2 separate regions of the Homo sapiens genome follow, and region 2 is linked to region 1. Evidence: read pairs that join two places in POLR2A ChIA-PET (ENCODE). Cell type or tissue: MCF 10A. All regions are shown on one strand. Links, peaks and the distances in the headings refer to the core of each region. The heading gives the core; the rest is flanking DNA. Region 1 has its middle 10 kb from the start of LINC01900. Region 2 has its middle 52 kb from the start of LINC01900.

Region 1 (15,706 bases), core at 5,096-13,095:
ATGTCATGATGTCCTTGGTATGGGGCCTAGGAGGAGACAAACCTGCCAGATGTAGATCCTAAGAAAGGATATTTGCTGATTACAGAAGACCTATCTATACCAACATCATGGAGTGTTCACAGATCTCCCCCTGTTCATCCCTGACCTCCTTCCTGTCCTACACCTTTTCCCTGACCTCCTTCCTGTCCTACACCTTTTCCCTCTTACCCACTGCACACTGGACTGTTCCAACACACACCAGACCACGGCCTCGTTGCCTTCCCGATTCGCTTCGGGACTTTACTCAGATAGTAAAGAGGCTTTCTCTGGGCACTCTGGCTTAAATTTCAACTCCCACTCTCTGCTTTCTATTTCATTCCCGTTTTTAATTTTATTCTCAGCACTCATCACTAGCTAACATACCATGTATTTTACTAATCTATCTTATTTGTCATTTGTATATCCCACTAGAATACACATCTTGTGAGGGCAGGGATTTACCTGTTTCATTCACAGCTGTATCTCCCTTCAATGCCTAGAATGATGTGTGGCACAGGACATGTTTCTGACTGAGTGGATGAACATCAGAACCATGTCATGGATCAAAGGACAGCTGGCATTCAGGTCCTCTGCTCCTGCACTTGCCACCGTTTCTGGGGAAGTGCCTTAAGCCGTGTGTCATCAGGTGAAAAGGAGGGATCGTGCGTGGTCTCAGTCCTTATGGGAACCTGCGTAGAAGACAATATCTGAAGAATTAAGAACAGAAATGGCACCTACAAACAAGACACTGGGAAAGGTTCCAAGGTTTTAAAAAAGGAAATAATGAGGCTGGGTGCAGTGGCTCATGCCTGTAATCCCAGCACTTTGGGAGGCCAAGGCAGGTGGATCACTTGGTCAGGATTTTGAGGCCAGCCTGGTCAACATGGTAAAACCCCATCTCTGCTAAAAAATACAAAAATTAGCTGGATATGGTGGTGTGTGCCTGTAGTCCCAGCTACTCGGGAGGCTGAAGCAGGAGAGTCATTTGAACCCAGGAAATGGAGGTTGCAGTGAGCCAAGATCATACCACTCCACTCCAGCCTGGGTGACAGAGCGAGGCCCTGTCCCTGCCTCCACAAAAAAGAAAGTGATGTATCGAAAAAGGCTAACATATAAACCTCTAGAAAATATATTAATTAAAATGCTTATTGATCTCAACAGTTGACTTCAAAAATGCTGCTGATATTTTATGTGTCTACTTGGCTAGGGTATGGTACCCAGTTGTTTGGTTAACAACCAGTCTAGATGTTGCCATGGTATATATTTTTAAATGTGATTAACAATGAAATCAGTAGACTTTGAGTAAAGCAGATTAATCTCCATAATGTTGATGGGCTTCATTCAATCAGTAGAAGCCCTTAGAAAATTGAAGTCTACAGAATAAAGAATTCTGGGCCAGTCACCATGGCTCATGCCTATAATCCCAGCACTTTGGGAGGCTGATGTGGGAGGATCACCTGAGCCCAGGAGTTTGAGACCAGCCTGGGCAACATGGCAAGATCCTGTCTTAAAAAATAATAATAATAAAAAAAGAGAAATGATTCTGTCTCTAGCTGGGTGTGGTGGCTCATGCCTGTAATCCCAGCACTTTGGGAGGCAGAGGCGGGAGAGTAGCTTGAGGCCAGAAGTTCGGGACCAGCCTGGGCAACATAGTGAGACCCTGTCTCTACAAAAAAATTAGCCATGTACAGTGGCATATGTCTGTAGTCCCACCTACTTGGAAGGCTGAATTTGGAGGATCACTTGAATGCAGGAGTTGGAGGTTAGAGTAAGCCATGAGCACTCTAATGCACTCCAGCCTGGGTGACAGAGAGAAACCTTGTCTCAATACCCACCCCCACCTCTCCCCCTCCCCCCCAAAAAAAATTCTGTCTCCAGACTGCCTTCAAACTCAAGACTGCAATGTCAACTCTTGCTGGAGTTTCCCGCCTGTTTCCAGCCTGCTTGCCTGTCCTGCAAGTTTTAGATTTGCCAGCTTCCATCATCACATGAGCCAATTCCTTAAAATCGATCCCTCTCTCTATACACATATCCTATTAGTTCTGTTTCTCTGGAGGACCCTGACTCATACAAGCAGTGCTTCTCAAACTTTGATGTAACTACGAATCACCTGGAGATTTTGTTAAGTCGCAGATTCTGATGTAGTTCTGGGGTGGGACCTGACATTCTGCATTTCTGGGTTATCAGAGGATGCTGATGATATGGGTCTATGGGTGACACTTTGAGTAGCAAGAGCACCTTCCCTGGGTTCTCAGAGCATCTGGGCTTCTTGAAAGGAGTAGGGACAAGTCCTCTCAGAATCTTCAGAAATTTAAGGAGTCCATAGTTAGTTCCTTCCTCTAAAGCAGGGGTTATAGCCAGGCGTGGTGGCACGCACCTGTGGTCCCAGCTACTTGGGAGGCTGAGGTGGGAGAATCACTCAAGTCCAGGAGGTTGAGGCTGTAGTGAGCTGTGATTGCACCACAGCACTCCAGCCTGGTGACAGAGTGAGACCCTGTCTCAAAATAATAAATAAATAAATTAATTAATAAAAAATGAAAAGCAGGTGCCAGCAAACATTTTCTGTAAAGGGCTAAATAGTAAATATTTTAGGCTTATGGGTCATTATTTTTCAAAGCTACTAAATTCTGCCATTATAGCATGAAATTAATTACAGACAATACATAAACTAGGCTGGGCACAATGGCTCACACCTGTAGTCTTAGCGCTTTGGGAGGTGGAGGCAGGAGAGTCACTTGAGGACAGGAGTTCAAGACCAGCTTGGGCAACACAGCAAGGCCCCATCTCTACAAAAAATTAAAAATCAGTCTGGCATGGTGGGACACACCTGCAATCCCAGCTACTCAGCAAGCTGAGGCAGTAGGATCACTTGAGCCCAGGAGTTTAAGGTTGCAGTGAGCTCTGATTACGCCACTGCACTTTAACCTGGTGACAGAGTGAAACCCTGTCTCTTAAGAGAAAAACCAAAACAAAATGTGAACTAATGTGTGTGGCCGTGTTCCGATAAAACTTTATTTATTTATTGAGACATAGTCTCGCTCTGTTGCCCAGGCTGGAGTGCGGTGGTGCAATCTGGGCTCACTGCAACCTCCGTCCCCTGGGGTTCCAGCAATTCTCGTGTCTCAGCCTCCCAAATAGCCGGGATTACAGGCAGCTGCCACCATGCCCAGCTAATTTTTGTATTTTTAGTAGAGACAGGGTTTTGCCATGTTGGCCAGGCTGGTCTCTAACTCCTGACCTCAAGTCATCTGCCCTCCTCAGCCTCTCTAAGTGCTGGGATTACAGGCGTGAGCTGCCGCGCCCAGCAGGACTTTATGAAAACAAACTGTGACTGGATTTAGCCTATAGGCCATAGTTTGCCAACCACTGGTTTATAGAATCACTTGACAGTCAGGTTCTCCAGGACAGGGTTTTATTCACTTTGGCAGTTTCAGGACCTCATGCATCAGAGGCATTTAATAGATGCTTAATGAAAAAAAATGAATATATTGAATGAGGCCATTAAGATTTGGCTGCCCATAATCTGCGAAGCACAGATTCTCAGTTACCAAGTAACTATCTTTTTTTTTTTTTTGGATTGAGTCTTGTTCTGTCGCCCAGGCTGGAGTGCAGTGTTGCGATCTAGGATCACTGCAACCTTCACCTCCCGGGTTCAAGCGATTCTCCTGCCTTAGCCTCCCCAGGTAGCTGGACTACAGGTGCACGCTGCCATGCCTGGCTAATTTTTTTATTTTAGTAGAGACGGGGTTTCACCGTGTTGCCCAGGCTGCTCTCGAACTCCTGAGCTCAGAAAATCCACCTGCCTCGGCCTCCCAAGTAACTATCTTTTATTGTCTTTTCAGTTTCTGTTTCAGATAATGAAATAAGAATGTGTCATAATTTTTGTATAAGTGAACTTTCTGGCTCCTGCTTGCTTCCTTCTGCTGTCCTATTCCTTAGGCCAGAGATATATAGATAGAATACATAAGAAGATAGATAGGAAAATTCAGTATATGATATGGAAATGTGTAATGAGAATATCATGGTCAAAAAATGGAAAAATAACAGTGCAAGTATAGCTAATGCATACAAACAAATTCTTAAATTTATTGTGAAATATTTTGTACATATAAAATGAATAACATAATATATGTGGCATAAAAATTGGCATGCATCTGTAGTCCCAGCTACTCGAGGGACTGAAGTAGGAGGATCACTTGAGTCCAGGATTTCAAGGCCAGCTGGACAACATAGTGAGACCCCGTATCACACACACACACACACACACACACACACACACATACAAATTTAATATGATGACTGCAAGTGATTTTTATGTGTTAAAAACGATTTCAAGGCCTAGTACGGTGGCTCACACCTATAATCCCAGCACTTTGGGAGGCTGAAGTGGGAGGATTGCTTGAGCCCAGGAGTTTGAGACCAGCCTGAGAAACATGGTGAGAACTTGTCTCTACAAAAATTAAAAAATTAGCGGGGGGCCGGGCACGGTGGCTCAGGCCTGTAATCCTAGCACTTTTGGAGGTTGATATGGGCAAATCACATGAGGCCAGGAGTTTGAGACCCTCCTGGCCAACATGGTGAAACCTCCATCTCTGCTAAAAATACAAAAATTAGCTGGGTGTGGTGGTGCATGCCTGTAATCCCAGCTACTTGGGAGGCTGAGGCAGGAGAATTGCTTGAACCCAGGAGGTGGAGGTTGCAGTGAGCTGAGATTGTGCCACTGCACTCCAGCATGGGCAACAGAGCGAGACTCCATCTCAAAAAAAAAAAAAAAAATTAGCCGGGCATGGTGGTCCCAGCTACTTGGGAGGCTGAGGTGGGAGAATGGCTTACGCCCAGGAGGTCAAGGCTGCAGTGAGCCATGTTTGTACCACTGCACTCTAGCCTGGGTGACACAATGAGATCGTGTCTCAAAAAAAATAAAAAAATTCAAGAAAATGCATTTTATATTTAAATATCACATGCTCATTTTAGAAAACAAAATTTTAAAAAAATCTGTGTAATTTCACACGCCAAGGATCAGAGAAAAGACTAGGAAAATGGAAACTCAGAGTGGAATTTGGAAGCCCCTATGTTGACATTATTGGATGAGAGAATGTATTGGTAATTGAGGCAGGCTGCTCAGTGCTCAGTGGTTTTATATATATATATATATATATCTCACCTGGGCCTACCTTTTTGAGATCAGTTGTTACAGGTCATGCTCCTTACCCCACTGTCCTTCTTATTGCTACAAGCTCTAAGCTCAAAGGAGAGTCGAGGAGGATGTGGGGTGGAGCCCGTGCAGGCCCACGGTCTTAATGCCAACCTTTTGGATGGCAGGTTCTTAACACCATGTTCAGGTGCAGTGGGCTACATGCCAGCCTCAGCACTATGGCTTCTCATGTAGAACAGCACATTTAATTTTTACCCTTAGCTAAATGGAACCACTATTTCCCAAGAGCAAAGTAGGTTTGGCCTCTATGGTTGCATTCATATTTGCATATAAAATTGGCTCCCTCCCTGTCCAAATACTTCATTTCCACATACCAGGTGATGGTTATTGATGATGGAAAAGACCTATTAGTAAATGATTATAAAGTACTTGGCTAATCAAAATGAGAGTGAAATAGCCCTCTGATAAGGCAGGGCCATGGCAAGCATTGATAACCCGGACCTCACTGGCCCTGGAGTTCTTTGTGAGGTCTAGCCTTGGCAGGCCCCACATGATCCGTATTGCCTCTGCGTCCCAGCACGCCATGTGGATTGGGTGTGTCCTGGGAGCTGAGCACTGTGCAGACTGTGCAGAACCTGGACAGTGCATGGTCCCTGCGTCCTAGCTTAAAACTGATCCCACTGTGATGGCATGACCTAGCCTTGGGGGGTCAGTTTTTACTAGCTTGTCACATAGGCTCAAGGCAGTTTGTACACTGCAGGAACACATAATTTTAAGTGTTTGAAAACACCACTAGACCGATACTTGTACACCCATGTTCACAGCAGCGTTGTTCACAGCAGCGTTATTCACAGCGGCCAAAAGATGGAAACCACACAAATGTCTATCGGTAGATGAATGGAGAAACAAGACGTGGAATGTACATACAATGGAGTCTTAGCCTTAAAAAGGAATGAAATTCTTTAAAAAAAATTTTTTTTTATAATAGAGGCAGGGTCTCACTATGTTGCCCAGGCTGGTCTCAAACTCTTGGGCTCAAGCACTCCTCCTGCCTCAGCCTCCCAAAGTATTGGGATTTCAGGCATAAACCACTGTGCCTGGCCTTCTCCTCTTGAATATCAATATATTTCCTTAAAAGAATGGGGCCTGAGGCGGGCATGGTGGCTCACGCCTGTAATCCCAGCACTTTGGGAGGCCGAGGCGGGTGGATCACCTGAGTTCAGGAGTTTGAGACCAGCCTGGCCAATATGGTGAAACCCCATCTTTACTAAAAATACAAAAGTTAGCTGAGTGTGGTGATGGGCGCCTGTGTAAATATACACAGGTGGTGGGCGCCTGTGTAAAAATACAAAAATTAGCTGAGCGTGGTGGTGGGCGCCTCTCAGCCTCCTGAGAGGCTGAGACAGGAGAATTGCTTGAACCCGGGAGGCGGAGGTTGTAGTGAACCCAGATTGCGCCACTGCACTCCAGCCTGGGCAACAGCGTGAGATTCTTAAAAAAAAAAAAAAAAAAAAGAATGGGGCCTGCAGTTTCCTATGTATGTATGTATGCATTGGAAAATTTGTGCCTGTAGTTGTTGTTCTTCCCTCACTATTCAGAAACTTCTGGAAATTCAATGTTTCCTAATAACTGGAGCTACAGTTATCACTTCAGTTGCCAAATGAGTTGGGTAGGAATCTGAACTCGCTGTTCTGCTCTCACCAGAAGCAACACCAAACATTTAGGTGCTGAGGGCTCCTGGCAGGGTGCTGTGGGAAGTGCAGGGAAGCCCCTGACACAGGACCCCAGGGATGTGCTGCTGCCATAGGGAGCGGGCAGGAAAGGGGAGGAATTGGACACAGCTGGTCTAACCTTCCAGCCTCCCCGCTGGCCCCACCTGCCTCCTCGAGTCTCTGACTGCTTAGGATTTCATGCTCGACCTTTGCTGAACTCTCTCTCTCCAAACCAGCCTCTTAGAATTTTGTCTGTTCCTTTGATAGGTGGAAATGGATTGCATTTTAAAATGTCTCCCTCCTCATTTATATAATGGCAAGTAAAAGAAAAAAATAGTTTCCCCCTCAGCCAAGTGCAGTGGTGCACCTGCAGTCCCAGTGACTCGGGAGGCAGGAGAATCACTTAAACTCAGGAGTTCTGGGCTGTAGCATGCTATGACTGTGCCTGTGAATAGCCACAGCACTCTAACCTGGACAATGCAGCAAGACTCTGTCTCTAAAAAAAATCCAAAAAACAAAAAATAAATGGTTTCCCCTGGAACTTTCATTTCAGGTACCAGCAAGACTTGTTTAGCCAAAAACAAGAGAAGAAAAAGACATGAGTAGGTATGTCGTAGAAAAGAAAATATACGCGAATACGATACATTTAAAGAGACACCCAGAGTTATCAGTAGTCCGCAAAATAAAAATCAAGGCAGCTGTTGGCATACCATTTTGCATCCTTTGATTGGCAAAAAAACAAAATGTCTGACAATACTAAATGTTGGAGAGGATCATCTTACACATGCTAGTGGGAGTATAATTTGGTATAACCACGTTGAAAAGTTGATTGGTCTTAGTTCCTAAAGTGGCATATTTACATACCTTATGACTGAACAGTTCCACTCTATGGGATACACGAAAGAGTGATTTCTGCACCATAACAATAACAACAGCAACAATAACAATAAAAGGGATAAGTACAAAAATGATCAAACAGTACTGTTCACAATAGCGAAACACTGGAGACATCAGGAGAATGTATAAATAAGTATTATGTAGCAATTGAAATGTATGGACTAAGCAATATATAACAATGAGAATGAATCTTTGCATATGTTAAAAGTCCCAGAAGATTAGTGACAGCATGGTACCCCTTTTTATAATTAAAAACAATGTCAATAACTGTATTCTTTAAAATATACATATAGACTCAATACAACTATTTACAAAGGAAAGCCAGGGCAGGATGAACAGGAGATTCAAGCAGCTATGAAGGAGGCTAGGATGGGGCCACATGGTTTGATGAGGGCCATTGCCCAGTTCCTTGCTTTTATTTTGGGTGGTGAGTTTGAGGGTGCTTATTGCATTATTAAAAAGAAGTAACTAAATAACAGCAGGTGCAGAAGTCAATGAAGATGGCCGGGTGTGGTGGCTCACACCTATAGTCCCAGCACTTTTTGGGAGGCTGAGGCGGGCAGACTGCTTGAGCTCAGGGGTTTGAGACCAGCCTGAGCAATGTGGCGAGACCCTGTCTCTACTAAACAACAACAACAACAACAACAACAACAACAGAAAACCCAGGTGTGGTGGTGGCCGCTTGTGGTCCCAGCTACTTGGGAGGCTGAGGTGGAAGGATTGCTTGAGCCCAGTGGGTGGAGGTTGTAGTGAACCGTGATCATGCCACTGCACTCCAGCCTGGGTGACAGAGGGAGACCCTGTCTCAAAAAAAGTCAACGAATAGAGTCCAGGATGATGATGAGCCAGGATGATGATTCAATCACAATCTGACACTATGTTCCTGAGAGTCCCTTGTCCCTCTTCCCTGTCTCCCAAAAACAAACCAAAGAAGCCGAGTTAGCAGTCAGCAGAACAGCAGCTCCTTCCACCTTGTGGTTTCTGCATCATAGGGGAGCCTCTTATCCCCACTAAAGCCTCCCTTGTCCACCTGAGGATATCTGCAAATGCCACTCTTCCAGATTCATTTCTTTTTGCTTCAGTTCCCCTGCCTTCTCTAAAAAAGCATACAGTGTTACTGCAGGGTGGTAGAGTATGATTCATTAGTCATGAATGTGTATTTTCAGAACAATCTCAATGATCTCTTCATGCCTCTACATAGAGATTTATTTTAATATAGAGATGGGGGTCTCGCCATGTTGTCCAGACTGGTCTTGAATCCCTGGGCTCAAGTGATCCTCTTACCTTCAGCCTCCCAAAGTGCTAGAATTATAGGCATGAGCCACTGCGCCTTTTAACAATGGCATAGATTGAGCTGCCCCATTATTTATGTAACGACTCTTTTATTTATGAGCATTTAGATTGTTTCTAGTTTTTAATTTCACAAACAGATGCTACAGTAAATAAAATTGCTGCAAGGAGTATTCTTTCTCACTTGGGTGAGCATGCCAGTAGAGTGAATTTCTAGAAGCAGAATTGCTGAGTCAAAAGAAATACATATTTACATTTTGGTGGCCACTGCCAAATTGCCTCCAAAATGGTTCTACCTATTGCCAGACCCACCACCAACACGCCATAGCAGCTATGTTAGGAAGCCGTGTTTTTATGGTTTCTTTTGTTTTCCCTGAGCTGGCCTGGGAGTTGGAGTGGTTCTAGGACTGGGGACCAGGGAGACGCAGCACTCACCTCCTCACCCTTAACCTCTGCCCTCTGTGTCCTGGTTGCTGATGGGCAGCAACCAAGTTGTTCTTCCCCTTGGCACTGACAGGGCCACCGTGTCCTCTCTGCCTGTCGCTTTTCCCTTGCAGTCAGTGAATGGGTCGGCCTGGCCTGGCAGTGCCTGGGTTGCTAGGAAGTGGTGAGGGGGGTTTGCCTGAGGGGGATGTGCTTAGGATTGGTGAAAACTCCATTTAGGATGAAAGCGGCAAACATCTATATAAATCCAAACTTGAAAGTACAACCCCATAAATAACGGGACTGGGGAAGTGCCAAAACATGTTACAAGATCAACAAAAGCCTGTTGTCACTCATTCAGAAACCTGACATCTCTTCTTTTGGATTCAGAAATCCCAAGGTTTGGTTTCAAGGTGACTACAACTTTCCACCTAAAGCTCACATTCATTTGTTCTGCCGTGTCTGCAGTATGTGGCAGAAAAGAAAAGAAAATCTTTACCTTTTGCTCTTCCTTTTATCAGTTTCATCAAGGTCCATCTAGCATGCTTAGCATGCAGTTAAGTCTATTTTTAGGAGAATTTTTTTTTTTTTGAGATGGAGTCTTGCTCTGTCACCCAGCTGGAGTACAATGGTGCAATCGCGGCTCACCACAACCTCTGCCTCCCAGGTTCAAGCGATTCTCCTGCCTCAGCCTCCTGAGTACCTGGGATTACAGGTGTGTTGCCACCACACCTGGCTAATTTTTGTATTTTTACTAGAGATGGGGTTTCACCATGTTGCCCAGGCTGGTCTCAAACTCCAGACCTCAATTGATCTGCCTGCCTCGGCCTCCCAAAGTGCTGGGATTACAGGCATGAGCCACTGCGCCCAGCCGAGAATTTTTAAAATTTATTTTTATTAATTTTTTAAAATCATTATTATTATTTTTTTTAGACAGTGTCTTGCTCTGTCTCCCAGGCTGGAGTGCAGTGGCATGATCTTGGCTCACTGCAACCTCCACCCCCCGACTCAAGTGATCCTCCCACCTCAGCCTCCCAAGTAGCTGGGACCATAGGCACACGCCACCACATCAGGCTATTTTTTTTTTTTTTAGTAGAGATGGGGTCTCGCCACGTTGCCCAGGCTGGTCTCAAACTCCTGAACTCAAGCAATCGCCCACTTTGGCCTCCCAAAGTGCTGGGATTACAGGCGTGAGCCACCACATGCACCTGGCCAAAAATTTTTTTATGATACCAATAAATAGATACAGGGGTCTTGCTCTCTTGCTCAGGCTGGTCTCAAACTTCTGGGCTCAAGTAATCCTCCTGTCTTGGCCTCTCAAAGTGCTGGAATTACAGGCATGAGCCACTATGCCAACCCGGAATAGGTAATTTATTTATTTGACTTTTATTTTAGGTTCAGCGGATACATGTGCAGGTTTGTTACCTGGGTATATTGTGTGATGCTGAGCTTTGGGGTATGAATGATCCCATCACCCAGGTACTTAGCACAGTACCCGACAGTTAGTTTTTCAACCCTGGCTCCCCTTCCTCTCTCCCACCAGGGGAATATTTTCACTAGACTTTGGGTCAAACTGCTATCCAGTGTCCTCACTTAACTGAGTTCATATGAACCTTCATGAGGTTCTGAGTCCTTTTGTCCTGGAGGACGTGAGCCACAAGTGGGCTCTTTTAGAATTCAATTACAAACCAGAGCCGGGGTATGAGAACCACTTTTCTAAGCCTAGAGGCCTGTGGTGAAGATGGTGTGAGGTTAGGGTCTTGTCAAAGAAAACTCAAATTGTGGCTGGGTGCAGTGGGTCACACCTGTAATCCCAGCACTTTGGGAGGCCGAGGCTGGTAGATCACCTGAGGTCGGGAGTTTGAGACCAGCCTGGCCAACATGGTGAAACCCCATCTCTGGTAAAAATACAAAAATTAGCTGGACACGGTGGCTCACGCCTGTAATCCTAGCTACTCGGGAGGCTGAGGCACGAGAATCACTTAAACCCGGGGGGGCGGAGGTTGCAGTGAGCCGAGATCGCGCCACTGCACTCCATCCTGGGCAACACAGCAAGACTCTGCCTCAGAAAAAAAGAAGAAGACCCAAATTCTATCCCTAGCTGACTCAGACCTTTAGTTTCTTTAGCTATAAAATGGTATCTAGAATTGTTCTGGTCGAGTATGATAAGGATTTGAATTAAGGAGATGGCATGCATGAGGACTTTGAGTGACATGGAAGAGCAGTGAGTATTCTTTGGTATTAAATGTCACCTTTCATTTGTGAGTGTAAAAGCCAAATGTGATGAGGGAATAATCCCTTAGAGTAGCACCAATTTAGGATAGCATTAAGAATGTTAGCTTGATGGCCAGGCACGATGGCTCAGGCCTGTAATCCCAGCACTTTGGGAGGCCGAGGCTGGTAGATCACCTGAGGTCAGGAGTTCCAGACCAGCCTGGCCAACACGGTGAAACCCCATCTCTACTAAAAAATACAAAAATTAGCCAGGCATGGTGGCAGGCACCTGTAATCCCAGCTACCTGGGAGGCTGAAGCAGGGAGAATTACTTGAACCTGGGAGGTGGAAGTTACAGTGAGCTGAGATTGGGCCACTGCACTCCAGCCTGGGAGATACAGAGAGACTCCATCTTAGGAGAAAAAAAGAATGTCAGCTTGATGATCTGATTAGTTTTTGCATTAAGTATACAACTGTATATATCATGCTATTTTAGTTTAAAGGTTTTAGTTTATAAGATGTAAGTTACAAGCATATACAGTTCAGCCTCGAATAACGAAGGTTTGAACTTTGGGGGTCCACTTATTTGTGGATTTTTTTCTTCCTCTCCACCCCTGAGACAGCAAGACCAACTCCTCCTTCTCCTCCTCAGCTTACTCAACGTGAACACGATAAGGATGAAGACATTTATGATGATCCACTTCCACTTAGTGAATAGTAAATATATTTTCTATTCCTTATGATTTTTCTCAATAACATTTGCTTTTCTCTAACTAACGTTATTGTAAGAACATAGTATATAATATATATAACATACAAAATATGTGTTCATTGACTTTTTTTTTTTTGGGCAGAGTTTTTGAGGCAGAGTTTTGCTCTGTCGCCCAGGCTGGAGTGCAGTGGCACAATCTTGGCTCACTGCAGCCTCTGCCTCCCAGGTTCAAGTGATTCTCCTGCCTCAGCCTCCCAAGTAGCTGGGATTACAGGCATGTGCCACCACACTGGGCTAATTTTTGAATGTTTAGTAGAGACAGGGTTTCACCATATTGGCCAGGCTGGTCTCAAATTCTGGACTTGAAGTGATCCACCCTTCTCGGCCTCCCAAAGTGCTTTGGTTACAGGCGTGAGCCACTGCACCAGGCCTCATTGACTGTTTATGTTATTGGTAATGCTTTTGATCAAGAGTAGGCTGTTAGTAGTTAGTTAGGGGGAGAGTCAAAGTTATACTCAGATTTTTGACTGAGGAGGGATTTGGCACTCCTAATCCCATGTTTTTCCAAGGATTAACTGTACTATAATACTGAATGATTACTATACTTCTGGTACCAGAAAGGCTTAATGGCTGTTATTTAACTTAATCCACAAAAAGTCCTATGAGATTGGCAATAAAATTTATCCACTTTGGCTGGGCATGGTGGCTTATGCTTGTAATCCTAGCACTTTGGGAGGCCAATGTGGGAGAATCGCTTGAAGCCAGGAGTTCAAACCCAGCCTGGGCAACATAGTGAGACCCTGTCCCTTCAACAAATTAAAATATTAGCCAGGTGTGGCAGTGTGTGCCTGTGGTCCCAGCTACTTGAGAGGCTGAGGCAGGAGGATGGCTTGAGCCTGGGAGGTCAAGGCTGCAGTGAGTGGTGATTGCACCACTGCATTCCAGCCTGGGCAACAGAGTGAGACCCTGTCTCAAAAAAAAAAAATTACCCATCTTTATATATTATGCACATAACAGAGGTCAATAAATATAAGTACAATAACAATAATAATAAATTACATGTATTATTTTTTATATTTAGGGAGCTAAGCTAAGCACCTTTACATTATTTCATTTATTCCTCCTAATCCTGTGAGGTGGAGAAGATTCTCCCTGTGATCCATACAAGGAAAATAAGATAGACGGAGGTTAAATAATGAACGTAACTAAAGCCAGTGAACTACTAAAAGGCTGGGGGCTGAGATTTGAAACATACAAATACACAGGATAATGCAAAAGCCATTATGCAGTTAAAGCAGCAGGAAGCTTTATTCTTCTTTGAAGTAAAAGAAGGATAATTTTGTTTCCATTTCCATCGGATTCTTAAATACATATGGCAAAAATACCATGCAGTTCAACATTTTATGTTGGAGGGAGCTACTCTATGTCATAAAGCGACCTATTGTAAAGTAAATCATATTTTCCCATAGGAGCAATGTTGTAATAAAGGGCCTTGTTCTTGGCTGAGAATTTCACATCCAATAAATCAAACCGATGACCAACAATATGGTGGAAAAGCAGAACCAAACAATAAAATTACACTTCAAAATCCAAGGATTTCAGAACTCAAAGGGACCTCAGAGACGACAGAGTAAGTAGCTTTAAAACTTTCTAAAGCAGAGAAACCTCTTCTTCAGCAAAATCTTATTAGTCCATAGATAAAACAGTTGAAAAAGAGGCCACAGTATTTGTACAAGAAGGGAGATTTTATATATATTTATGTTTGTGATGCCTTGGGAACCTGTCAGAGAATACAATAAAATGGTGATGAGGAAGAATTGTGGGGATTGTGGCCAGGTGTGAAGGGATCCTTACATGTCACTCTACTCCCTTAAATGGTTGATTTTTTTTTTAAATTATACTTTAAGTTGTAGGGTGCATGTGCACAATGTGCAGGTTTGTTACATATGTATACATGTGCCATGTTGGTGTCCTGCACCCTTTTTTCTTTTTTTTGAGACAGGGTCTCGCTCTGTCACCAGGCTGGAGTGCAGTGGCGTGATCTTGGTTCACTGCAACCTCTGCCTCCCAGGTTCAAGCGAGTCTCCTGCCTCAGCCTCCTGAGTAGCTGGGACTACAGGGACGCGCCACCATGCCCAGCTAATCTTTGTATTTTTAGTAGAGATGGGGTTTCACCATGTTGGCCAGGATGGTCTCGATCTCTTGCCTCGTGATCTGCCCGCCTTGGCCTCCCAAAGTGCTGGGATTACAGGCATGAGCCACTGCACCCAGCCTTTTTTTTTTTTTTTTTTTTTTTTTTTGAGACAGGGTCTTGCCCTATTGCTCAGGCTGGAATGCAGTGGCGTGATCATGGCTCACTGCAGCCTTGACCTCCCTAGCTGAACCCATCCTCCCACCTCAGCTTCCCAATTAGCTGGGACTACAGATGTGAACCGCCATGCCGGGCTAATTTTTGTATTTTTTGTAAAGACGGGGTTTCACCATGTTGCCCAGGCTGGTCTCCAATTCCTGGGCTCAAGCGATCCTTCTGCCTCGGCATCCTGGCATCACACCTGTAATACCAGGTGTGAGCCACCGAGCGTGGCCCCAGATGAAATTAATTTGACTAATATATTTTATTTAATCGAATGCATCCAGTATACTATCATTTTAACATGTAATCAATATAAAATTATTACTGAGATAGTTTACATTTTTTTCATACTAAATCATTGAAACCATTGGTGTGCATTATTCATAATAGCACATCTCAATTCGGGCCAGCCTCATTTCAAGTGCTCATGAGCACTGTGGCTGGTGGCTACAGAGCAGGTGTGCAACACGCTAGGTGTACTGCCTGAATTTCAGTGCACACTTAATGAATGCTAGCTGTCATAAATTTTCTCCCTTTGCTCATGCTGTTACACATCCTCCTCCTTCTCTGTTGAAGTCTTGCTCCTACCTCGAGATTTGGCCAACTGGCCACATCCCCAAAGCCTTCTCCACACATCGCATCAGAACAGATCCCCTCCTCCTTTTTCTGGTTCCTCAATGCCTATTTCTATGGTAGATATTTTGTCTACCTTCATAGAATTTAAGCTCCTAAAGAGTTATAACCCATTTTTGATTCTTTATACCCTGGGTCCTAACTCAATGCCCGGCCCATGGGAGGGGTGGAGTATGTGTCATGTGAATGCATAGAGGGATAGGAGAATTGCTTGGGTGGCAGGGAGGGCGGTTGTGGGCTGCTGGTTTTCTTTTTGTTATTTAATTTTTACATACTGGTGGGCAGAGCCAGCTCCCTCT
Region 2 (15,706 bases), core at 4,009-12,008, 61 kb after region 1:
TTTTTCTTTTTAAATGAGACTGGGTCTTGCTCTGTTGCCCCAGCTGGAGTGTAGGAGTGTGGTCATAGCTCACTACAGCCTTGAATTCCCTGGCTCAAGCGATCCTCCCACGTCAGCCTGCCAAGTAGCTGAGACTACAGGCACATGTCACCATGCCTGGCTAATATATATATATATTTTAATATATATTTTAATATATTTTCCTATATATTAATATATATTTTTATGTATTTTCATATATATATATATATATATATTTTTTTGTAGAGATGGGTGGGCAGGTCTTACTATGTTGCCCAGGCTGGTCTCAAACTCCTGGCCTCAAGTGATCTGCCCGCTTCAGCCTTCCAAAGTGTTGGGATTACAGGCATGAGCTCCTGGCTGAAACACAACACAACACAACACAACACAACAAAACAAAACACTTAATGTACTTCATAATCCCCTTACATATAAGCCAATGAGGTTGTTTCATTTTTTAAATATGTCAGGTATAGAACCCTCACAACTTTACACATCCACAGTAGGTTTCCAACTAGATGGATGGAATTAGTGGGAAGTGTGGTGGATAAACCTCTCAAGGGGTAGGTCAGAGACAGGACTGGTTAAAGGCGGGAGATTTTCAAGCATATTAACCACACACACACACACACACACACAGTCACATGACGTCCAATTCAGGAAGATATATTTTCAAACCAAAAATCAGGATAGATAGTACGAGAAATACAAATGGCCCTGGGGAACAATGGAATAGAATCTTTACCACGTGGAACTGCCTTGGACTCTCCATGGCCTCTTGACATTCTCCCGTGGCTGTGACTCCCATGTTTCTGAGTAGATCTTGGGCTTCTGAGGGCCAAATGGTCCCTATGGTTTGGGATCTTGGGCCCATTTCTGTGTGTGTTTTTGTTTTTTTTTTTTTTTTTCAGACAAGGTATCTCTCTGTCACCCAGCCTGGAGTGCAGCGGCGTGGTCTCAGTTCACTCCAACCTCCACCTCCTGGGCTCCAAAGATTCTCCCACCTAAGCCTTCCCACTAGCTGGGACTACAGGCACAAGCCACCACATCTGGCTAATTTTTGTATTTTTTTTTTTTTTGTAGAGATGGGGTTTCGCCATGTTGTCCAAGCTGGTCTCGAATTCTTGGGCTCAAACCATCTGCCCACACTGGCCTCCCAAGGTGCTGGTAGGTGTTAGCCATGGCGCCCAACCCCATTTCTTTCTCTTAGTCTATTCCAGTAGCTTCTTCCTGGTCCTTGGGTAGGTTACCCATTGGGCTCTGTCTACTAAAACAATCACAAGTTAGTTATTTAGTGGGACACATCTAACTCCTCTTCAAATCCCCCAGCTCCTAGTATAGGGTTTGATCCAGAACAAGCAGTCAATCAGTGTTTGTTGAATGAGATTGAATTAGCGTGGGTGAGAATTAGCAATGTTCTCCTACTTCCTGAGCCACCTGGATCAATACCTCCTGGAGTGCCTCAGCCCAGACAACCAGGCTGGCCCTGCAGATGGCCTTAGCCTCCTGTCCCTGTGGGTGCGCGGCTGGCTGCCTTCTTCCCCACGTGGATGCAGGCCTGGCTTTGGGAAGCGTCCAGCCGGGCCCTGCTTGAAGGCCGCGGCTCCACTGGGCACATGTGGATTGCCCTGAAGCAGCATTTTCCCAAGGTTTGGCTGTGCTAATTATTCCTTCCCCTCCTACTGTTAAAACCTTGGACTAGAAAATGAAATCAGGGAGGGGGCATGGAAGGGCAGCTGGGAAGGAAAGGAGTTAATAAGCAGAACAAGGTCACCCATCTGCTGCCGCTTTCCACACTCCCTTATCTGTGACGCCATCCGCTCCAAGGTCCCCTCTTTTCATTAAAACTGTTGAATTACCCAAAATGATAAAATTAACTAAATTTTTACTGGCCTTCTGTCTTAGACATAACAGAGCTCGCTTTGATACTGCAGCTGTCCTGATGGGCTGTGCTTCTCTCCTCCCTGTAGCTCCTAAGAGGAAAAGCAGCGGCCGGTGGAGAGGCTATGGGACTAATCTGGCCCCCGTCCCCCACCTGGGCAGGCAGACTGTGAGTGTCTGCAAGGGTCTGTTTCCTGGGCAGGTGAGAGACAGGCCTGCCAGCTCATGCTCTCTGACAGGGCTGTGACAATACCTTGTCATTCCACACCTCTGCAGGGGAGAGGGGATGAGATGGCCAGGCTTCCCAAAGCCAGGAAGCCAGAGTGTCTGGAAGATCATGTGGCCTCTGTGAAGCCCCTGCATCGTCCGTGTACCAGGAGGAGAAGCAGAGGAATGTACAGGCAAACCCTGCCCTCGACAGAGGTGCTGGGCTGGAAGGGAAAGAGCATGTTGCCACTGGGTCAGGTAAAATCTAGTTGTTGTGTGATCCTGAGCACTGAAATCCAGTGAGTCTCAATTTCTTCAACGGTGAAATAAGAACAGTAACCACTATGTCAAAGGACTAAAGGAAATAACATATTAGATTCCAGCCCCTGCTTGGCAGATAGTGGGTGCTCAGGTAATGTTTGTTTGACCAATTATTCCTAAACAGACCCACCATATTAATGTAACCACCAAGGCCACAGCAAGAAACCAAAACAAAAAGTAAAAGTAGGGGAAAGGCTGATATTTAAATTCCTTCAGGATACTTTAAAAAACACAAATGAAAGTATTATAAATGCTGTTATGAGTTTTCTACTTTTCAATCTAGTGATACATCTTGGAGATCGTTTTAAATTAGTACCTAGAGATTTGCCTCATTCTTTTAAAAAATTGACTGCATAAGTTGGATGCTGTGGCTCATGCCTGTAATTCCAGCACTTTGAGAAGCTGAGGTGGGTAAATCACTTGAGACCAGGAGTTCAAGACCAGCCTGGCCAAAATGGTGTATTTTTGTCTCTACTGAAAACGCAAAAATTAGCCAGACGTGGAGGCACACACCTGTAATCCCAGCTACTTGGGAGGCTGAGGCACGAGAATCACATGAACCCGGGAGGCAGAGGTTGCAGTGAGCCGAGATGACACCATTGCATTCCAGCCTGGGCAACAGAGTGAGACTCTGTCTCAAAAATAAAAATAAAAATAAAAGACTGCATGACATTCTATAACCTGGGCATATCAGGCCTCTATTGACCAACAGGTACATATGATATTTTGCTATGTTCAATGTTGACCCCATGAATATCCTTGTACCTACTTCTTGGAGCACCTGAGTCAGTGTACCTATAGCCCTACATCTTTCAATACCTTAATAAACAACTTGGGTAAAAATATGGAAGGCACATTTTTCCGTTTTGCTGAAAGGTAAAACTAGTACAATTGGTGGACAGAGTTCTATGTGTATCTCCATGAGACTATCATTCATATAGTCTCATTTATATACAAATTATATTTATCACTTACATATTGAGTACCTACTGCAGTGTATAGGGAGTCTAGAGTCTCAGGACAGGGGATGAGCTTGAAGTTCTCCAGGTGTCGTGATATATGTCTGTGATGTAGATTGTGGCATGGATGTCCAGTGATACATTTCAGTTGGATTGAACAGAATTCGAATGAATTAGAAGTTCTTGCTGGGCGCAGTGGCTCACGCCTGTAATCCCAGCACTTTGGGAGGCTAAGGTGGGCGGATCATCTGACGTCAGGAGATTGAGACCAGCCTGGCCAACATGGTGAAACCCCGCCTCTACTAAAAATACAAAAATTAGCCAGGTGTGGTGGCGGGAGCCTGTAATCCCAGCTACTCAGGAGGCTGAGGCAGGAGAATCGCTTGAACCCAGGAGGTGGAGGTTGCAGTGAGCAGAGACTGAGTCACTGCACTCCAGCCTGGGCTACAGAGCGAGACTCCGTCTCAAAAAAAAAAAAAGTCCTCTACTTGGCTAGATTTTCAGACCCTCACTCTCTTGACTACCCTCCTCTGAGAAAACTCCAGGATGCCGGCCGGGTGCAGTGGCTCACGTCTATAATCCCAGCACTTTGGGAGGCCGAGCCGGGCAGATGACGAGGTCAGGAGATGGAGACCATCCTGGCTAACATGGTGAAACCCCATCTCTACTAAAAAATACAAAAAATTAGCTGGGCATGGTGGCGGGCACCTGTAGTCCCAGCTACTAGAGAGGCTGAGGCAGGAGAATGGCGTGAACCCGAGAGGCGGAGCTTGCAGTGAGCCGAGATCACGCCACTGCACTCCAGCCCGGGCGACAGAGTGAGACTCCATCTCAAAAAAAAAAAAAAAAAAAAAAGAAAACTCCAGGATGCCAACATCTCACCTACACAGTAGGATGGAGGAGGCAGTTGCTATTTGTGTGGATGGTAATGTCACCCTGTTGTCACATAGTGAGTTTACAGTTGTCAGAAACCCCTAGGGTAAGTGGGTTGCTTGTTTTTTCAGGAATAGCTGTTAAACCAACTGATCCTTATTCTGTTCTACATAAGCTTGTACTTTTCAACCTCAGTGTAGGGTGTTTGTGAGTTTTTCCCAAAATAGCTATTAGGAATAGCTATTAAACCAACTGATCCTTATTCTGTTCTACGTAAGCATGTATTTTTCAACCTCAGGGCAGGATGTTTGTGTTTTCCCCCCAATAGTTTCCTTTCTTTAGTTTCACCTGTGTTTTACTCTGTTGAGATGCTGATTCCTAATTCTAAATAATCGGAGTTTGGGGGTCTTCAAGACATTTTTTTCCCAAACTAGGAAGTCAGGACTTTATTCTGAAGGCAATGGGGAGCCACTGAAGGGCTTTAAGCAGGATAATAATAACAGATTTTCCTGCTAGAGATATCACCCAAGGAGCAGAGGTGAGGATTAACTTGGCGGCTGCAAGATACCAGGTACGGAGATCATGTTGGACCTCGGAGAGGAGACTTGGGGAAGGCCTCCTCCAAGTCAGCAGCAGTGAGAGCCGAGAGAAGGGGGTGGACAGAGGATACGTGGGGAGTGGAAGGACGGGAGTGTGGAGCTGATGCGGATGCCCCCAGGGGTGACTAGATGAAGCCTTTTACCAAAATAAAGAAGCTGGGGAGGAAGAGGTGGGTGAGCCTGACTTTGGGTGTGATGGTGGCGAGGAGTGGCTGGGATCCCAGTGAAGCTGTCTTCTGGGGCCTGGGAGACAGGTCTAGCCTGGGGCCTTGTGTGGAAGTTATCCACTTACTGAGGGAGCTAGGAAGAGTGCATACATGAAAGAAGGATATGACAGCAGCTTCCAGGTGCTGCCATGTGGAAGAGGACACAGACACACCTGTGTAGCTCTGAGGCCAAAACTAGGATGAAGTGTGAGAGTTGTAAGGATGTGGCTTTCAGGGCAATAACAGAAGAACTTTTCAACAGGACCATTGCAGTCCTATTGCGGGCAGTGGCTGACAACCTCTGGGCACTATGTGGGAGGGATCGTCTACTGAATGGCCAGAGATGACAAGATGGGTTCCTGCCCGCAAGGAGTTCATGATCATTAGGGGATTTCAGAAGGGAAATGACCATTGACTGAACTGTTCATCACTAGGAGCTCAGAAAAGGGAAAGATTGGCATGAACTACGAAGGAAAAAAGGATGACCTCCATCTGGATGGGTAAAAAAGAGGAATTCTCTAGATCTCTGGAGCTGGGAAGAAGAGACCAGCTGAAGGCCAGTTTATAGCCTGTCATGGCAAGCTACCCTCTGCTTTGACCCCTCTAAATGCTTCTCATCTCGCTCAAAGTCAACTCCAAGACCTTTCAGTGGCCTGTAGGCTCCACAGGGCCCGTGTCAGATCTTGTCTCCTACCGCCCTCCCCAAGCCTGCACCGTGCCAGCTGCACTTCTTCCTACATCCCCCTCAGCAGGCCAGGCACCCTCCTGCCTCGGGGCCTTTGAAACTATTGCTGGTGCCTGAATGTTCTTCCCAAAGATTTGCACAGGTCTGACTCCCACATGCTTTTTGGATTTCTGCTCAAGTGTTTCCTTCTCATGGGGAGCCCTGATTTCCCTACCTAAACCAGCAACTCCACTACCTTCTCTCTGCTTGATCTTCACAGCGTTCATCACCTTCTTACATATTGCAGTATTTATGTGATTATTGTCTGTCTCCCGCAACTAGAATAGAAGCTCCATGAGGGCAAGGACTTTATCTGTTTTGATCACTGCTGTATCTCTAGTGCCTGGAACTGTGCCTGGCACAGTGGGGAGAACCCTGTAAATATTTGTTGAATGAATGAACAACCTCATGGTCCATACTGAGGGGTTCTAGAAGATGAGGCTGCATGAGTACCGTTGTCCAACTGTGGAAGTTCTAGTTCTGGCATGGAAGCTTGGACTAATATGGTTCAAAATATGGAGACCTTTTGTTTTTTTCCCTAGAGAGACAAAATGAAAATTATGGCTTAGTAGCAGAAATCCATCAAGAAAAAAATGTAATTTCTCCAAGGGGAGCTGGATTAGACTCTCTTTGGTCTTGGAATAGCAAATGCATTATTTATTTATTCATTTATTTATTTATTTATTTATTTATTTTTGAGACAGAGTCTCTCTCTGTTGCCCAGGCTGGAGTGCAATGGCACGATCTCGGCTCACTGCAACCTCTGCCTCCTGAGTTCAAGCGATTCCCCCACCTCAGCCTCCCCAGTAGCTGGGATTACAGGCACCCATCATCATGCCTGGCTAATTTTTGTATTTTTGTAGAGACGAGGTTTCACCGTGTTGGTCAGGCTGGTCTCAAACTCCTGACCTCAGATGATCCTCCCACCTCAGCCTCCCAAAGTGCTGGGATTATAGGCGTGAGCCACCATGCCTGTCCCAGTTACAACATTTTCTAAGGGCCTGCTGTTGCTCAAACTCTGCTGAGTTTTGTGGGAGGTCCTAGCATGTAGAGGAGTGGTATAAACCTTAAGGAAATAGTTGGCACAGCACGTGACCCCCACACCCCACACCCGCTCCCGAAGCTCCGGACAACTGTGGACTTTTAATATTGCTTGTTAAAGGAATGAATCAATGAACAAACTTGTGATTTTGTTGGGGAGACAAAGCAAACATGCGTTAAAAGGACTTTATTAACTGACAAGCAACAAATGGAGTGAAAATTAGTACTGTGCTTCAGAGGAATAAGGATGAACTTTGAAATTGTATCTTCAAAGGCAGCAGTGGCTAAGAGCATAAACTCTGAAGCCAGACAGCCTGGGTTTAAATCACAGCTCTCCTGGTATTAGCTGTGTGACCTTGTCCATTTAATCTCTCCTCCTTAGTTTATTTGTCTATAAAATGGGGATAATAACAGTACCTCTCTCATAGGATTCTTATAAAGATTAAAGGAATACAGATGAAGCACTTAACCGGCACAGCATCTAATAATTGCTGTGCAGTTGCTGACATTTACAACCAGATTTGGGTGGGTTTCAGAGTCTGAACTTTAGACAATTTTGCTACCCTAGCTTTGACACAGCTTCTGGCAAATTCTAGGAGTTCATTAAATAGACACTTTTTCTGCCCTTTGCGAGTTTCAGTTTTCTCATCTGTCAAACAGTCATAACAGGACTGGGGTAGAATTTAAATAAAATTTCTTGCTTCAGTGCATAGCACATGATGTGTGCTAAGTAAATGTGTTTTGAATGAATGACATGTGTGAATCACTACCTATGGTGAGTTTGGAGTGAGTGAGCCTTCAAGGAATGTAAGTAGGGGAGTGATAGGAGGCGGGTAGGCGTGATTTAGGTGTTTGCTGAGTGACCATTATGAGTCAGATTTTGAAGGAAGCACAGATTACAGGTTGGCTGAAAAAAGAGAAAAAGCATTCTTGGTAGATGAAATAGCATGGAAAATCTCCAAGAAAAGCTGAAAGGAGAATGAAAATAGAGTTAATGAGACGGGAAGACCAGTTTTTGCAACACTTTGAAGATCAGGAGTTTTCCTTTGTACTTACGGCCCCCAGTGAATATTCCTGGGCTGTGATTTGCCTCCTGTCTTAGCTAATTGGATCATAACATGAATCTGTCACCAACATTTGCCATTTAGGATTGGGAGAATGGACCTCTCAAATGGTTAGGGTAATTCCAGTATCACTTCCTAAAGTCTACTTAGAGTTTTCAACAATACTTTTTGGGGTAAGAAAAACCACCTTAAAATTGCGGACAAACTTCTGTGATTCTGGGAATATGTTTTTCTTATTGGTCAAAATTCCATGAGAAATACCAAATCCAGGATAGGCAAATGAGCCTGTTCCCAGCTGCAGTCGTGTTGCCAGGGGAGTCTGAAACACTTTTTAAAGAGCCCCCAAAGTCTTTCAACATGAACACAGGCACACTGCCGGGAGCTTGAGACCTAATGCTCTGGGGAATGCCCTCCCGTAGAAAGGGATAATGTGAGGAAACTGAAAAAGAATTGGAAGAACCCGTTTCAGATGGAATCGAACAATGCCCCATTGGCCCCCAGCCCTTATGCTCCTGCCGCAGGATTCTTCACTTTACTCGCAAGATGCTGCTGGGGAAATGGAAGTGATTAGAATATGTCTCCCAACCCATTTCTGTAGTCTCTTGCCTGTGGGTGCCACCACCCTTTGAGAACTGAAAAATGCGTGTGCCCCCACCTCCAGGCAGAGCTCCAGGCCTGCACATGCACACTTTGCCTATAATATTTGCAGGTCACAGAACAGGGGCCCATCCCGTGGCCTCAGTTAAAAACCCACACTGCTGAGACAGCTATTTCCTTTATCTTATATTGTTGTTTACATGTTTGTCTGCACAATAGATTGCAAATTTGTTGACAGTGGCACCAGGTCTTAAGTTATTTTGGTATTCTCCCTAGCTTTTTTTTTTTTTTTTTTTTGACAGGGTCTCACTCTGTTGCCCAGGCTGGAGTGCAGTGGCATAAACATGGCTCACAGCAGCCTCGACCTCCTGGGCTCAAGCGATCCTCCCAAGTAGCTGGGACTACAGGCATGCACCACCATGCCTAGCTCATATTTTCTTTTGTAGAGACAGGATCTCGCTATGTTGCCCAGGCTGGTCTCAAACTCCTGGGCTCAAGTGGTGGTCCCACCTCAGACTCCCAAAGTGCTGGGATTACAGGCGTGAGCCACTGGGCCTGGCCTTTCCCTAGCATTGATACAGTTTCTGGCAAATTCTAGAAGCTCAATAAATATTTGTTGATGTGAATCCCCACCTTAGTGACCGGTGCAACTGCTTTCTTTTTTAGTGTAATGAAACTGAACTTTTTCTCCAAATGGAATTAGTAAATCTCAAAGAGAAAAGAATCCGGGTCTGCAGCCCAAACCCGCATGCCTTTGGGGGAACACGCACAGCAAGAATGCTTTATGCCTTGGCTTTTCCAGACACAGGCTCAACACGAGGAAACAGCAAGCACAGGGGAATTATAACAGGGTGATCTTGAGATTTTTTTTTTCTTTTGCCCCAACCCTGATCTGTGGCACTTGAACAATCTTGGTTTCCGGAGAACAGACTACTGTAATGATAATCCAGGAAGTAAATTGCCTTTTGAAAAGCAAGGAAGAAACCAATGGACTAAGTATTTATTTATATTTAATGCTCCAGGACTTCTGTTTCCAGCTTTGAAGAGTTCCTGGCAAACGCTTTGTGAAGTCATTAATCTTCGGGGCAAATCTAAATGTCTTGCACAGCTGGATGCGGTGGCTCACGCCTGTAATCCCAGCCCTTTGGGAGGCAGAGGCAGGCGGATCACTTCAGTCTAGGAGTTTGCAACCAGCCTGGGCAACATAGTGAGACCCTGTCTCTATAAAAATGAATAATAAAAAAAGAAATCTGAAATAATCCTCTTTCTCGCAGATAATCATGCTTTCCGCATTTCACATGCACACACACACATAAACGAAAAGGTGTTATTCTATGCATATTAGTAGCCTGTTTTCCTCACTCTAATAATAATTCATTCATTATGGATCAGTAAATACGTACCAGGAGCATTGTTTTGAATGGCTGTATATAGTATTCCATTGTGATTGTACCAAAATCTGTTTAATCAATTGCCCTATTTGGTAATTTAATGGCTGTATTGGTTTGCTAGGGCTGCCATAACAAAATACCACAGATGGGGTGACTTAAATTAACAGAAATTTATTTCCTCACAGTCCGGATGCTGGAAGTCCAAGATTAAGGTGTCAGCAGATTTCATTTCTCCCGAGGCCTCTCTCCTGGGCGTACAGATGGCTGTCTTCTCCTGTGTCCTCACATAGTCTTCCCTCTGTGCCTGTCTGCGTCCTAATTTCTTCTTATAAGGACATCAGTCATATTGGATTGAGTCCACTTTAATGCCCTCATTTTGACTGAATTACCTTTTTTTTTTTTTTTTTTTGAGATGGAGTCTTACTTTGTTTCCCAGGCTCAATCTTGGCTCACTACAACCTCCGCCTCCCAGGTTCAAGGGATTCTCCTACCTCAGCCTCCCAAGTAGCTGGGATTACAGGTGCCCGACACCACGCCTGGCTAATTTTTGTAGTAGAGAAATGGGTTTCATCATGTTGGCCAGGCTGGTCTTGAACTCCTGACCTCAGGTGATCCACCCGCCTTGGTCTCCCAAAGTGCTGGGATAACAGGCATGAGCCACTGCGACCAGCCTGAATTACCTCTTTAATCACCTTGTCTTCAAATATAGTCACATTCTGAGGTACTGGGGACAAGGCTTCAATATATGAGTTTTTTGGGCAGGGGACATAATTCAACCCATAACAATAGCCGATATTTCTTAAAGCCTTACTATGGGCCAGGAACTGTGCTGATTGCTTTACATAAAGCATCTCATTTAACTCCTTAACAAACCTAGGATGTAGGTACTATTATTGTTTCCATTTCACAGATAACAAAACTGGCACAGAGAGGTGTGGTAACTTACCTCAAGGGCACACAGCAAGTAAGTGGTAGAGCTGGATCCAAACCAGGCAGTCTAGCTTGAGTTGTGCATTTAGGCACTTTGTTGCCATTATAAGTCACAGTCTTTACTATATTTACTATTATTTCCTACGCACTTGCTAATTCCCTAAAATAAAGTTAAATTTCTGGGTGAGGCCAAGCATGGTGGCTCACACCTGTAATCCCAGCACTTTGGGAGGCCGAGGCGGGTGAATCACTTGAGGTCAGGAGTTTGAGACCAGCCTGGGCAACATTGTGAAACGCCGTCCTTACTGAAAATACAGAAAATAAGCCGAGCATGGTGTTGTGTGCCTGTAGTCCCAGCTACTCGGGAGGCTGAGGCAGGAGAATTGCTTGAACCTGGGAAGTGGAGGCTGCAGTGAGCCAACATTGCACCACTGCACTCCAGCTTGGGCAACAGAGCAAGACTCTATTAAAAAAAAATTCTGGGTAAGTATATTTGAGCATTTTTAGTGTTTTTCATACAAATTACCCATCCACCAGAGCCTATACCCATTTACATCTCCAACAGCAGTGCACGAGGGGCTGTTGGATGCAAAGCCTCTGTGGGGTGTGTGTTGAGTGTGTATGTGTGTGTGAGATAAAATGATTGACTGAGGTGAGGCACACACCTAGGAAGAATGAACTCTAATTAGGGTTGTGTGGAGTTCATCTCTTAGACTTCCATTCTCACTTTGTCCATCCTATCATGCAAGGAAGAGCATAAAGCTGACTGATCCAAATGATGGAGCCAGTTTGGTGAACAATGTATATAAACACTTTATCTTAGAAGTGAAAAGAGAAATCCCGTAAAAGTGATTTTCTTTTGGTGTGTTATTTTTCTTAAGACAGGTTTATTGAGATATAATTTACTTTACATAAAGTTAATCGGTTTTTGTTGAAGAACCATCTTCTCCAGTGTCTTCACACTGGTCCTCTCAATTAAACAACAACAACAACAACAACAGGAGAAGGCTGGGCGTGGTGGCTCATGCCTGTAATCCCAGCACTTTGGGAGGCTGAGGTGGGCAGATCACATGAGGTCAGGGGTTCGAGACCAGCCTGGCCAACATGGTGAAACCCTGTCTCTACTAAAAATACAAAAATTAGTCAGGGGTGGTGGTGCACGCCTGTAGTCTCAGCTACTTGGGAGGCTGAGGCATGACAATCATTCCAACCTGGGAGGTGGAGGTTGCAGTGAGCCAAGATCACACGACTGCACTCCAGTTTGAGTGACACAGTGAGACGCTGTTTAAAAAAAAAAAAATGTGGCCGGGTGCGGTGGCTCATGCCTGTAATCCCAGCACTTTGGGAGGCCGAGGCGGGCAGATTACCTGAGGTCAAGAGTTAAAGACCAGCCTGGCCAACATGATGAAACCCTGTCTCTACTAAAAATATAAAAATTAGCTGGGTATGGTGGCACACGCCTGTAATTCCAGCTACTTGGGAGACTGGAGGCAGGAGAATCACTTGAATCTGGGAGGTGGAGGTTGCAGTGAGCTGAGATATATAAGCCAGTATCACGCCACTGCACTCCCGCCCGGGCGACAGAGCCAAACTCTATCTCAAAAAAATAATAAATAAAAATAAAAAACGGGAGAATATTTAATCCATTCCAAAACACCCATCAGGAAATGAAGGGAACCATAGGAAGATCTTCCACCTATAACAAACAGAGCGAGGTTACTGGCTTTCTGCTTGCTCCTGGCATCCAGAGGTGTGATATTTGGAAGAAATTCTGTATCCTTCAGCTACTCCCCGATATTCAGACATAAGTTACACACATCTGGAGAAGAGTTCTGCCCTGTTGAAGCTAGAAGGGTGCTCGATGGGAAAGAGAAAGGAGCATCAATCTGCAAAAAACTGATCAACAACAACAAAAAAAACAAAAGAAAAAGAAAATAACAAACGATTTTTCAAAGTGGCTGGGCCATTTTGCATTCCCACCATTGATGCATGAGAGTTCCAGTGCTTTGCATTCTCACCAGCACTCGATATTGACAGGGTTGATTTTCTTTTCTTTCTTTGGTTTAGTCATAGAAACCAAACCACTGCACATATAAGTGTGCAGTGACTACTGACTACTGATACTGAACATCTTTTAATGTGCTTATTTGACATCCATATCTTTTCCTTGGTGAAATGTCTATTCAAATATTTACCTATTTTTAATTGAGTTGTTTGTTTTCTTATCATTAAGTGTGAAAATTCTTTTTTTTTTTTTTTTTTTTTTTTTTTTTGAGATGGAGTCTTGCTCTGTCCCTCAGGCTGGAGTGCAGTGGCGCAATCTCGGCTCACTGCAACCTCCGCTTCCCGGGTTCAAGCCATTCTCCTGCCTCAGCCTCCCAAGTAGCTGGGATTACAGGCACTTGCCACCACGCCTGGCTAAGTTTTATATTTTTAGTAGAGACAGGGTTTCACCACGTTGGCCAGGCTGGTCTTGAACTCCTGACCTCAAGCGATCCACCGACCTCAGCCTCCCAAAGTGCTGGGATTACAGGTGTGAGCCACCTCACTGGCCAGATTTATTTTCTTTTTGTTCATTTTTTACTTTCTAATTTCTAAGTATGAGAATTCTTTATAGATTTTGGATATTATCCTTTATCAGGTAAACTTTTACCAATACTTTATCCCAGTCTATGACTTGACTTTTTATTTTCTTAAGTGCATCTTCAGGAGAGCAAATGTTTTCGATTTTGGTAAAGTTCAATTTATGAACTTTAAAAAATATGGCTGGGCATGGTGGCTTATGTCTGTAATCCCAGCACTTTGGAAAGCTGAGGCAGGAGGATTGCTTGAGCCTAGGAGTTTGAGACCAACCTAGGTAACATAATGAGGCCCCATATTTCAAAAAAAAAAAAAAAAAGTATTAGCCAGATATGGTGGCTCACATCTGTAGTCCCAGCTACTTGGGAGGCTGAGGTAAGAGAATTGTGTGAGCCTGGGAGACTGAGGCTGCAGTGAGTTGTGATTGCGCCACTGCACTCTAGAGCCTGGATGACAGAGTGAGACCCTGTCTAAAAAAAAAAATGGTTTGTGCTTTTTGTGTTCTATCTTAGAATTTTTTGCCTATCCCAAGATCACAGAGATTTTCCCCAGTGTTTCATTTTTGAAATTTTGTAGTTTTAAGACTTACATTTAGGTTTGTGACTCTTTCCAAGTTAATTGTTTTATGATGTAAGGTATAAGTCAAGGTTAATTTTATTTTATTTCTTGGCATAGGAATATTCAGTTGTTCTAATACTGTTACTTGAAACATAAAGGCATCTTAAAACTTCCAATACTTTTCTTTTTCTTTTTTTTTGAGACGGAGTCTCAGTCTGTCACCCAGGCTGGAGTGCAGTGGCGCGATCTCGGCTCACTGAAAGCTCTGCTCCCGGGTTCACGCCATTCTCCTGCCTCAGCCTCCTGAGTAGCTGGGACTACAAGTGCCCACCACCACGCCCGGCTAATTTTTTGTATTTTTAGTAGAGACGGGGTTTCACCGTGTTAGCCAGGAGGGGATGAGGTGTGGAGGGGGCTGCTGAGAGGCTCTGGCTCCGTAGAAGTTGTCATGAGAGCCCACCCCTATTCCTCGTCTAAATGGTGCCCACTGCGGGCTGCTGAGAGGAACAACCCCCACCAAGCCCGGGTCTCATGGTTTGGCTCTTTAAAGATGGTGCCTGAGCAGGAGCTGACTTTGAGATTCAGCGATACCATCAGGGCTGAGTGAGCACTGCTTTGGTGAGTTATCTTCAGTCCCACTTTGGGGGCCTTGGAACAAGCATTTGCAGCTCTTTCTGGTGAAAGATATGGCTGAAGCTTTTGGTGGGCCTGGGACCCTTTCTTATGTGATGGAAACCTCAGGACTAGGCATTCCCCGGTACCCCCCAGTTTCTGTGCACCCTAGAGTCATACACAAATCTGCTATTCCGTTTTTCAGGTAAAGAATCTGAGGCTGAGACACTTGCTGAAAGTCATGCAGTAATTTAGTTCTCCTGGCCCCAATTTTGTTTCTTGCAGGCTTGAATATCCGCTGCCTCCCAGGCCTTCCATTGATGGGACTCTCTGCTTCTCAAATTCATCATATCTAAATCGGAATTCATTCTTCTCCTTCTTGCTCTTCATCTCCCCACCTCAAACTGCTTTTCGTCTTGATCTCTTCTCTTGGTAATATTTCACCAACCACCCCGTTACCCAAGCCAGGAACCGGGGAAGTATCTCAACATGCCCCTCTCCTGCATCTCCAGGATCAGATCAGTCCCTAAACTCCGTTGATTCTAGCTTGCAAATAGCTCCTAGATTTGCTTTCTGTCCCCTCCTGGCACCCCTTTGGTTCAGAATGTCAACATCTATGATAAAGCTAGATCTAGATAAAGTTTGTCCAACCTGCAGCCTGAGGGCCACATGCAGCTCAGGACCGTTTTGAATGCGGCCCAACACAAATTCACAAACTTTCTTAAAACATTATAAATTAGCCAGGCATGGTGGCATGCACCTGTAATCCCAGCTACTTGGGAGGCTGAGGCATGAGAATCACTTGAACTGGGAGGTGGAGGTTGCAGTGAGCCAAGATCTCACCACTGCATTCCAGCCTAGGTGACAGAGACTCCATCTCAAAAAAAGACAGAGAGAGAGAGATTATTTTGCGATTTTTTTTTAAAGCTTATCAACTATCTCTAGTGTTAGTGTATTTTATGTGTGACCCAAGACAATTCTTCTTCCATTGTGACCCAGGGAAGCCAAAAGATTGGACACCCCAGATCTAGATGTTTGAAATGTCCTTTTGGCTGGTCTACTATTTCCCAAATCTTCTTTAACTAAGCTATCATCAGCACAGCTGCCAAATAGATCTTTCCAGAATGCGGTTTTGATAATGT

What was found. Peaks named below come from ENCODE experiments on the same cell type or tissue, not always from the same donor. Only the 100,000 strongest peaks of a DNase experiment are listed, where the experiment ranks them.
Region 2: POLR2A ChIA-PET joins it to region 1 with 5 read pairs; 6 of 35 experiments call an interaction of 5 or more read pairs at or near these places.

What each region holds. Positions count from the first base shown.
Region 1 is chr18:21,962,923-21,978,628 of GRCh38, forward strand. No RefSeq gene overlaps it. Among named protein-coding and RNA genes, the nearest start is that of LINC01900, 10 kb to the right of the region's middle. In MCF 10A, for the core only: no CTCF peak of the experiment used is centred there; no DNase peak of the experiment used is centred there.
Region 2 is chr18:22,024,923-22,040,628 of GRCh38, forward strand. No RefSeq gene overlaps it. Among named protein-coding and RNA genes, the nearest start is that of LINC01900, 52 kb to the left of the region's middle. In MCF 10A, for the core only: no CTCF peak of the experiment used is centred there; a DNase peak (open chromatin) is centred at 7,659.